Linked DNA regions of Homo sapiens: region 1 is linked to region 2. Evidence: read pairs that join two places in POLR2A ChIA-PET (ENCODE). Cell type or tissue: A673. All regions are shown on one strand. Each heading gives the region's core, and the rest is flanking DNA. Links, peaks and the distances in the headings are about the cores only.

Evidence for each region. Peaks named below come from ENCODE experiments on the same cell type or tissue, not always from the same donor. Only the 100,000 strongest peaks of a DNase experiment are listed, where the experiment ranks them.
Region 1: POLR2A ChIA-PET joins it to region 2 with 8 read pairs; 3 of 35 experiments call an interaction of 5 or more read pairs at or near these places.

The regions. Positions count from the first base shown.
Region 1 is chr6:73,358,733-73,364,060 of GRCh38, reverse strand. KHDC3L (KH domain containing 3 like, subcortical maternal complex member) reads right to left here and starts at 1,403. Exons shown (of 3, transcript NM_001017361.3): 1 at 1,163-1,403; 2 at 787-966; 3 at 1-505. The coding sequence starts at 1,331. The coding sequence ends at 201. In A673, for the core only: no CTCF peak of the experiment used is centred there; no DNase peak of the experiment used is centred there.
Region 2 is chr6:72,670,056-72,675,432 of GRCh38, reverse strand. All of the region lies in intron 1 of KCNQ5 (potassium voltage-gated channel subfamily Q member 5), which reads right to left. All of the region lies in intron 2 of KCNQ5-IT1 (KCNQ5 intronic transcript 1), which reads right to left. Among named protein-coding and RNA genes, the nearest start is that of KCNQ5-IT1, 42 kb to the right of the region's middle. In A673, for the core only: no CTCF peak of the experiment used is centred there; a DNase peak (open chromatin) is centred at 2,382.

The DNA.
Region 1 (5,328 bases), core at 329-5,328, 690 kb before region 2:
TTAAGTGAGGCGGGGGGGAGGCGGGGGGCGGGCTTCCACTTTGCAATTCTTTATTAGAACTCAAGTTTGTGTTTGCAACCATGCAACAGAAAGGGTAAAACAAAAAATCCACATCCTCTCCCCAACCCCAGCTTCTGGGCGGAAATACGGGCTTTCACTTTAACCCCTGACTGGCTCTGGCTCCAGGGCCTGAGATGCCTTCATAATCTAGTAACTGGGTCCCGGGCATCCTCGCGAAACCGCTGGGTCACTGCCTTGCTGGCAGCTTCGGGGGATCGCTGGGTCCCCGACTTGTTGGCAGCCTGGAGAGACTGCTGGGTCCCGGCCTCCTGCACCTCCACCGGAGAACCCTGTGTCCCGACCTCCTGGACTTCCACCGAACGCTGGGTCCCGGCCTCCCGGACCTCCACCGAACGCTGCGTCCCGGCCTCCCGGACTTCTATTGAAGACCGCTGGGTCTCGGCCTTCTGAGTGGCGACATCCTGGGCGAGGGCCTTTCCTGAGCCTGGAAGAAGAGCAGTGTGCAGAGGCCACAGCTGTGTCTCTATATCCTCTCCAAAAAAGGACAGTCACCCAAGCGGCCTGCGGGAGTAGGAGCCAGAAATCCCAGAACGAGGGTTCAATTTGGCCTTCTGGATCCGTGGCAGCGAGAACCGCCCCCTCCCCCACCCACCAACCGCAGGCCGACTGGGAGGGCGAGACTGCCGCCCCAGCAGCCAGGAAACCCCAGGATCACTCCTACGGAGCCAGGGTTTGCTCCAGGTAGCCCTATTCCCAGCCCCGTACCTTTCGCCTGGAGCTGGCGGTGATAGTCAGCCAGGTTCATGATCATCTTGATTGTGTCCTCCTGGTAAGAAGGCCTCCCAAATACCAAGATCTCAGCCTCGCCGTTAGGGTCCAATCGATTCACGTGAATCAAGATTTGGGACATACCCTGGACGTGCGGGATGCGTTCTCCGCCCCGGCCTGCGCGGGTAGCAGAGAGGCTGTGAGGGACCGGTGGCTCCCGGGGGTCTTGGGAGGGGAAGGTGGAAGGAGGAGACAGCCAGAGGGCATTGGCTACTGGTGAGGATCGCCCTGGAACGCAGCCAGAATATGTGGGCTGTGGGTATGGGTGGCAGAAAGAAGCCGCATGGGGGCTGCCCCTTCTTGGTCCACTCACCGAAGATCTTTTCCACCAGCCAAACCTCAAGGCGAACTACCTTCGGATTCTTCAGGAACTCAGAGTGGAACCAGGAGAACCGCTTAGGGAGGTGACCGAGCACCTCCACTGGCATTGCTTTTGGCTGCATCAGTTGCACGAGCGTCGGAAACCGCCTGGGAGCGTCCATGCTGCGGCCGGTCCTGCAGGAGACAAGGACACCACAGCAAACCCAAAGGCCGAGCTGGAGCTGGGAGACTAGAACCGCGGTTCTGCCTGGGCCTTATTTCAAGGGCTTTTGGCCAGCCCCTCCTCTCTAGCCGCGCCCTTCTTATTGGGTCCCAGGCCTCGCCTCCGCCTCCAGGAGCCCCGGCTTCTTCCGAGGCCGCCCAAGTGCACCGGTTCCTGGGCTGCTCTTAGAGTGTCCCTTCTGTCAGGAGCAGCCCTTTTCCCAGCGCACCCGGTAGGAGGAACCGGGCTCTGGGCACCAGGAATCCGCTGGTGCCCAGCGGGAGTCTTAACCATGGACTCAGGAAGGCGTGGGCAAGCCCAGTATCTCTCCCAGAGGAAAGAACTAATACTTGCAGAATGAATACTTCATAGGTCCCTCACGCGCTTCTGATCCCTGGCCACTACGTTTCCTCCCTCTGGACCAGGTTTTCAGATTATTCTGTCACTTGCCTGAGACTGCTGAGTACAGAGCAGAATAAGCGCCCGCCTTTTTTCTTTCTTTTTCTTTTTTTTTTCTGTTATAGGGTCTGTGTAGTGAGATTTGCATAGTAAAAAAAAAAAATGGATAGAAAAAAAGTTATGGGGCCTGGCTATGTTGCCCAGGTTGGCTTCGAACTCCAGGGCTCAAAAAAATCCTCCCTCTTTAGCCTCCCCAGTAGTGGGACTATAGCACGCTTTTAATTAATGCAGCCATGAACACACCTAACCACAGATAGTTCTCGTGGTTTGGACACAAGATGAGATTCCTTGAAAATTTTTGACATCTCTATTCTCTTTTTTATTTTTAATTTTTAAAATTTGCTGCAGGGTCTCTCTGTGTCACCCAGGCTAGGGGGCGGTGGTGTGATTATAGCTCACTGCAGCCTCCATCTCCTGGGCTCAAGAGATCCTCCCTCCTCAGCTCCCCCAGTAGCTGGGACTACAAGCTCCCGACACCATGCCCAGTGATGCCTCTGTTCTCTAAATAACACAATTATATTTGTCTCTTTCTTCCTTCCTTTCTTTTTTCCTTTCCCTTTTCCTTTCCTTTCTTTTCCCCTTCCCTTTCTGACAAGGGTTCGTTATGTTGCCCAAGCTGGTCTCAAGCAATCCTTCTGGCCTGGGCAAAATGATAAAACCCTATCCCTACAAAAAATACAAAAATTAGCTGGACTAGGTGGCACGCACCTGTAGTCCCAGCTACTCGGAAGGCTGAGGTGGGACAATCCCTTGATCCCAGAGAGGCTGAGTCTACAGTAAGCAGTGATGGTGCCTCTGCACTCCCCCCTGGGTGACAGAGTGAGACCCTGTCTCAAAAATAATAATAATAATAACTGTTTTAGATGTGTTGCTATAAGACAAATTATAATTTATAATTTATTTTTATTCAGTATTGAAACACTGAAGAGAACTTCAGGTTTGCCACATTAATAGGCCGAATGTATATATTCAGACCATGCCCAACCGGCTGAATATATTTCATATGTAGGAATGATTTAGTAGTTGGGAAATTCTTACTTGCTAATTGAGATGATTAAAGTACTTTGCAAAACAACAAGAAAAAAAAAAACCATTAAAAATGGGGCAAAGCCGGGCACAGTGGCTCACGCCAGGAGTTCTAGACCAGCCTGGCCAACATGGCGAAATCCTGTCTCTATTAAAAATACAAAAATTAGCCGGGCATGGTGACGGGCACCTGTAATCCCAGCTACTCAGGAAGCTGAGGCATGAGAATCGCTTGAACTCCTGAGGCGGAGGTTGCAATGAGCCGATATCAGGCTACTGAACTGCAGCCTGCTGGATAGAGCGAGACTGTCTCCACAAAACAAACAAACAAAACTGGGCAAGGAGCATGAAGAGATATTTCTCAAAAGAAGAAATACAGGCAGCCTACAAACACATGAAAAAATGCTCCGCATCACTAATCAGAAGAGGAATGCAAATTAAAATCACACCGATATACCATCATACACCAGTCACAATGACTTTTATTAAAAACTCAAAAAACAGGGCGGGCATGGTGGCTCATGCCTGTAATCCCAGCACTTTGGGAGGCTGAGACGGGTGGATCACAAGGTCAGGAGTTAAAGACCAGCCTGGCCAACATGGTGAAACCCCATCTGTACTAAAAATACAAAAATTAGCCGGGCGCAGTGGCAGGTGCCTGTAATCCCAGCTACTTGGGAGACTGAGGCGGGAGAATTGCTTGAACTTAGAGGGTGGAGGTTGCAGTGAGCTGAGATTGAGCCACTGCTCGCCAGCCTGGGTGACAGAGTGAGACTCCGTCTCAAAAAAAAAAAAAAAAGTCAAAAAACAGGCCGGGCGTGGTGGCTTACACATGTAATCCCAGCAATTTGGGAGGCCAAGGCGGGCGTATCACCTGAGGTTAGGAGTTCAAGACCAGCCTGGCCAACATGGTGAAACCCCATCTCTACTAAAAATACAAAAATTAGCGAGATGTGGTGGCAGGGGCCTGTAATCCCAGCTACTCGGGAGACTGAGGCAGGAGAATTGCTTGAACCCGGGAGGCAGAGGTTGCAGTGAGCCAAGATCGTGCCATTGCACTCCAGCCTGGAGGACAGAGCAAGACTCTGTCTCGGAAAAAAAAAAAAAAGAAATAAAAAATGTCAAAAAACGACGTAGAAGTCCGGGCACAGTGGCTCACACCTATAATCCCAGCACTTTGGGAGGCCGAGGTAGGCGGATCACGAGGTCAGGAGTTTGAGAGCAGCCTGACTAACATGGCGAAATCCCTTTCTACTAACAACACAAAAATTAGCTGGCCGTGGTGGCTGGCGCCTGTAATCCCAGGTACTCGACAGGCTGAGGCAGGAGAATCGCTTGAACCTGGGAGGCGGAGGTTGCGATGTGCCCAGACTGCGCCATTGCACTCCATCCTGGGCGACGGTGCGAGACTCCCTCTCAACAAAAAAAGAAAAAGAAAAAGAAAAAAGAAAACACACACACACAAACAAAAAAAAAAAAAACAAAAAACGACGGGGCACGGTGGCTCAAGCCTGTAATCCTAGTACTTTGGGAGGCTAGGATTTATATATCTACCACTATCTTTCACCCTCTTCCAACCCAGGTAAGCTGGGACTTAACTATGTGCATCAGACCTAGATCATCTTAAAACAGAGATATGATTTTGTTAGATCAATATTCAGTGTTCGCACTATTACGACTTTGTAAACTATTCATAGTTGTATATACTATGATTTCTTTTCTTGACAAAGTTTTGTTTTTCTAGATATTGATAATGGATTTATTTATTTATTTATTTTTGATGAGACAGCATCTCACTCCGTCACCCAGGCTAGCGTGCAGTGACCCATCATAGTTCACAGCAGCCTCCAACTTCTGGGTTCAAGTGATCTTCCCACCTCAGCTTCCTAAGTAGCTAAGATCACGGGCATGTGCCATCACAACTAATTTGTTTTAATTTTTTTTTTTAGGACAGGCTGGTCTTTTTTTGTTTTTGTTTTTGTCTTTTTTTTTTTGAGATGGAGTCTCGCTGTGTCAACAGGCCGGAGTGCAGTGGTGCAATATCGGCTCACTGCAACCTCCACCTCCTGGGTTCAAGCGATTCTCATGCCTCAGCCTCCCGAGTAGCTGGGATTACAGGCATCCGCCACCAAGCCCAGCTAATTTTTGTATTTTTAATAGAGATGGGGTTTCATCATGTCTCAGTGCCTGCAACATGGCCACTATATGCCCAGGATGGTCTCGAACTCCTGGGCTCAAGCGATTCTCCCACCTTAGCCTCCCAAAGTGTTGGGATTACAGGCATGAGCCACGGAACCCAGCCTTATTTCTTTAATATGTATTTTTTCCCAATCTTCGTGAATATTTACCTTGTATGGTATCTTTTACTTGTGCTAGTAATGCTATTGAAATCAGTATCCTTCTACATGTCATTTCTTACAAGGGGGAGTATAACTATAGGATGAAATTTCAAATGTAGAATTGCTGAGTCA
Region 2 (5,377 bases), core at 139-5,138:
TGTTTTAATTTAAATATTACTTCAATTCCAAGATAAATTAGAACAATTTAAACCTCTTTCTCTAATTTTCCCTGGGAATTAAAATTTCCTTTACAATAGATGACAATTTTGCAGTTCCTTAGAAGTCCCTTGGATAGAAAGTATAATTAACTTGATAACAAATATGTTCATGACTACTAAGCCTTATGTGTCCTCAAGACAGCTTTGGATACTCAGTTTTGAAAACTGAGTGGTCCCCAGGTACCAATATATAAGTCTTTTGGGAAATACAACCAGAGAAAATTTTTTTGTTTGTTTTATGGTTGGTTGGTTTTGTTTGCCTCAAAAAGACCTGAGCAAAGCAAAAAATAACTACTGAATTTTTTAAAGACTGAACTACAGTGCCTTACGTAATGAAAAATCTAAAGTGCAACTTAGCAAATAACTTTCTACAAAGCAGTCTTTATGTAATAACTACATTACTTAAAGTAAGAGATCTATAGCATCCATGCAGTTAGGCCCACACACATACTTATTCACTGAATAATAAAATAGAACTATTCTCTGAAGTGGAAGATCAAAATTAGTTGATAGCAAAGCCTTAGTTAGATGATCAAAGATAATTTGCCACACTTACTCCCACTTTCTTTGTTTTTAAACTTTATTTATTTATTTATTTATTTAGAGACAGGATCTCACCCTGTCACTCAGGCTGGAATGCAGTGACGCGATCTCAGCTCACTGCAACCTCTGCCTCCCAGGTTCAAGCAATTCTCGTGCCTCAGCCTCCCGAGTGGCTGGGGCTACAGGCACATGCTACAGCAACTGGCTAATTTTTGTATTTTTAGTAGAGACGGGGTTTCACCACGTTGGCCAGGCTGGTCACGAGCCCTGAGCTCAAGTGATCTGCCTGCCTCGGCCTCCCAAAGTGCTGGGATTACACGTGTGAGCCGCCATACCCGGTCTCTTTTTTTTAACTTAAAAATATTTTTTTAATTTTAAATTTTTATTTCAACAGTTTTAGGGGTACAGTAAGTTCTTTAGTGGTGATTTCTGAGGTTTTGTTGTACCTGTCACCTGAGCAATGTGCACTGTACACAATATATAGCCCACTTTCTTAAGGATCTCCATTTAGCATCTCTTGAATCCATTCTGCAATTAATCTAGTTAAGAAATTTAACTCTAAGTATTACCAAGGCTTTGGAAAAATGGGAAATAATTTCTCCAAAAAAAAAAATCAAAACATTGGATGATGGACAGATAGATAGACAGATAGGCAGACATACAGATAGATATTTTCTTCTCCTGTTTCCAAAAAGGATCCACAGTGACACTTACTATTCACGGTACAGTCTCAATTTTTAAGTCTTTAAGGCTAGAAATGTAGCTTATAAGACAATTTTTTATTATAATATAACAAATAATGAAGCAATGCTTTTAGAGTAACGTATTATACTAATACTGGTTGAAATTCTAGAAATAAAAAAGTTGATTCACGTTATCCTCTCCATACAGTTGAAGTGGAGAACTTCTAGTTTGAGAACATTTGGTTCAATTTAATCTGAATAAAACGGCTTTGTCACTGCTACCAAAGCATAGAAAATAACTTCTATTGTCCAATCTGGTGACCCTCTCAAGTAATGGACCAAAGTAAAGGTATCAGATAGTTGAAGATGTGAACATAGTGATTAACCAGCTAACTAACTCTTTGAAAGCAGAGGATAAAGGATAACAATGCCAATTTCCACAGTCCAAAGGAAGAGTGGGGTGTACCCTTTACTAAACCTAAAATATTCCCACTCCACGTCCTCCTTCCTTGCCTTACCTCTTCGCCTCCTCCACTCCTCCCCATGGGTCACTGCCTTTGCCTGTCTGAATCCCTACACTCCAGACTCCTTCCCTTTGCCCCTCTCTTCCTAGTCTACCTCTTTTTTCTTGTCTTCTTTCACATCTCAATCACTTTAAATGAAAATAACCTTGGAAAGAAGTATGTTCTGTTGTTTACTATACTCAGTAAACAATATTGTTTCCAATATTTTAAAATAAAAATTGGACATTTTACTTTCCAAGGAAAAGTAAAGTGTATTTCAAGGAAGAAAATACACTTGATGCATTATATATTTAGGGTGTGTCTTTCAACTGCTTGCTTCTTCTTCTGTAAGTAAACAATTATGACCAGGAAAATAAGAAGTTCCCTTGCCCACTAACCCAACACCCTAGATCCATACGGAGGCACAGAGCACAAAGCTGAAGGGGTGGGAGCCCTGAGTCTATGGAGTTAACAGTCCTTGACTCCAGGCAAGACTGGAGGTTAGCTATCCCCAGGCAATGGGACAGCTGTCACAAATGGGATTCCACAGCCTCCCCAGAGGCCAATTCTACTTTGTAGTAACCTCACTACTGGAAAGTTATTTGGTTTAGTTAGCCTAAATAACTCATGCTGAACTCTCCTAGTCTGGTCATCAGTATTAGCTCACTGGAGTAGTTTTCAAGTGCTTTAAGACAATTATTGGATTACCTACTAGCCTTCTCTTTCTCATGCATAATCACTACAAATCACTCAAATCTTTTCACAAGTGCTTTTTATCATTCCTATCATTTTTTATGCTAACTCTGATACTTCTAGATTTTTCCTATCATCTTTAGTTATGAAATGAAAGTGATAAATATTAGAAAATTACCACTATTATAGTAATGAAATAATGAGTGAAATCAATACTTTACAAAGTCCTTTCTTGGGCATGACGTCTTCTGATTCTGACAATTTTGTAAGGTAGGTACGGCAGGGGATAAAGCTTCCATTTTCCTCAGATGAGGAAATTGAAGCCCCAGGAGGTTGTCACTTTCCAAAGCATATATAGCCAGAAAGTGCCAAAGACTGTATCGGAAACTAGGACTTCTGACACCAAAACTTATATACTTTTATTTTTAAAAACACTAGGCTGTCTACTTATGTCTATGAAATAATCTTAGTGGATCTTAGTGTGTCTTTTTAACTTTCTTCTATTAAAAAATGCTTACTCTATGTTTATATACATATAAAATTTTCTGGTGAAGGCTGGGCGCAGTGGCTCACCCCTGTAATCCCATCACTTTGGGAGGCAGAGATGCGTGGATCACTCGAGGTCAGGAGTTTGAGACAAGTCTGCCCAACATGGCGAAACTCCGTCTCTACAAAAATTACAAAAATTAGCCAGGCGTGGTCCTGGACTTGGGAGGCTGAGGCATGAGGATACCTTGAACTTGGGAGGCAGAGGTTGCAATGAGCTGAGATCATGTCACTGCACTCCAGCCAGGGTGATAGAGTAGACTCTGTCTCAAAAAAAAAAAAAAAATTAGGCCAGGCGTCGTGGCTCATGCCTGTAATCCCAGCACTTTGGGAGGCCGAGGCGGGCGGATCATGAGGTCAGAAGATTGAGACCATCCTGGCTAACACGGTGAAACCCTGTCTCTACTAAAAATACAAAAAATTAGCCAGGCGTGGTGGCGGGTGCCTGTAGTCCTGGCTACTTGGGAGGCTGAGGCAGGAGAATGGTGTGAACCTGGGAGGTGGAGCTCGCAGTGAGCCGAGATCGTGCCACTGCACTCCAGCCTGGGTGACAGAGCGAGACTCCATCTCAAAAAAGAAAAAAAAAAATTTCTGGTGATATATATGTGTATATTTATGTATATCTATGTGTATACATATACCACCAAAAAATATTTCCTGCCAAGAATCTGCATGCCCATGTACTCTGCTATCATGAACTAGGTTGCAAGGAAGCCTGTTGTCATGGTTACATTTTTGATAATCCTAATACTTTGTCATGTATAAAGATGAAAGTATTACATTCTGTATAAAATTGGTGCTTTTTCTTAAATAAATAATATTAGAAAATTTAAGCCCAAGAGGCAGCACAAGTTTAAAGTGATGAATAAAAATGTGTTCATTGTCATTATCTTGTCTCTCTAGAAAACAAGACTCAAGTAAAAACCACAAAGGTATGTGGTTTGGAATAAAGTTTATGAAAACCTCAGTAGTTGCAATTACTGAGACTTTATCAAAATGCTAGTAGCATAACTATGAGAAATCCTTCTGGCTATTCTGACAATAAACACATCTACGCCTTCCACACAGCCCTATAAGCCCTCACTGTAGACTCCCCATGAAACTCATCAGTATCCCTATTCCTTTCTCCTGAGCAAGTGACTCATTCAGTTTTCCCAAAGTAAAGGCTGTCTACTCTTATTAACTTAATGTTGTATCCCCTCAAAATCCCTCAAATCTGAGAGCTCCAAAAGAAAAGGGAGAAGGCCTGAGAGAACGCTTTCATCTTCTTAGTGAATACTAAACAATCGTGAACTGAATGTTGGTAGAAATACGGGCGTTAAAGGTCATTTGGATGAGGACCCAGATGGAAATGAGCAGCAGGTTATAAAAACTTGGAGAAAAGGTGATCCTTGTTATAAGGTGGCAAAGAACTTGCCTGAATTGTGCTCTAGTGTTTTGAATATTGAATATCCAACCCCCAATATAACTATTTAGAGATAGGGCCTTTGAAGACCCTACCGGGTCTACAGGATCTGACCTATAGGATCAGAACCCCACTCTTATGTCCTTGTTTATGTCTTATGTCCTTACCTATTGAGGTAAGTAAGGTTAAACAAGAATGTAAGAGTTGGGCTCTGATCCTATAAGATTCATGTCCTTATAAGAAGAGACACGAGAGATCTCATACTGTCTCTCTCCACCACAGGAGCACACAGCAAGAAGGTGTCTGTCTACAGCCAGGAAGAAAGCCAAGAACCGAACTGGCTGGCACCTCACTCTGGGACTTCTAGCATCCAGAACTGTGAGAAAATAAATTCATGTCGTTTAAGTTACTTATTCTGTTGTTTAATACCACTATGGCATTTTATTATGGCAGCCTGAACTGATTATGACAGATTTTGGGATTAAGAAGTGGGGTAAAGCTGTAAAAAAGTACCTAAAAACAAAAAAAACAAAAACCCTAAAAGTTCTAAAGTGGTTTTGGAACTCAGTGATGGGTAGAGGCTGCAAGAGCTGGAGGTACATGCTAGAAAAAGCTAAGATTGCCATTAAGAGAGCATAGGTAGAAATATGAACATTAAAGGCAACACTGGTGAAAGCTCACAAAGAAAAGAGGAGAGCTGGAGAGAAGGCTTTCATCTTCTTAGTGAATACATACATAATTATAAACTGAATGTTAGCAAAAATATGGACGTTAAAGGTCATTCTGATGAGGGCCCAGATGGAAATGAGGAACAGCTGATTAAAACTTAGAGGAAAGTTGATCCTTGTTATAAAGTGGCAAAGACCTTGCCTGAATTGTCCTTTAGTGTTTTGTAGAAAGCAGGAATTGTGAGCAATAAAACTGGACACTCAGCAGAGTATTAA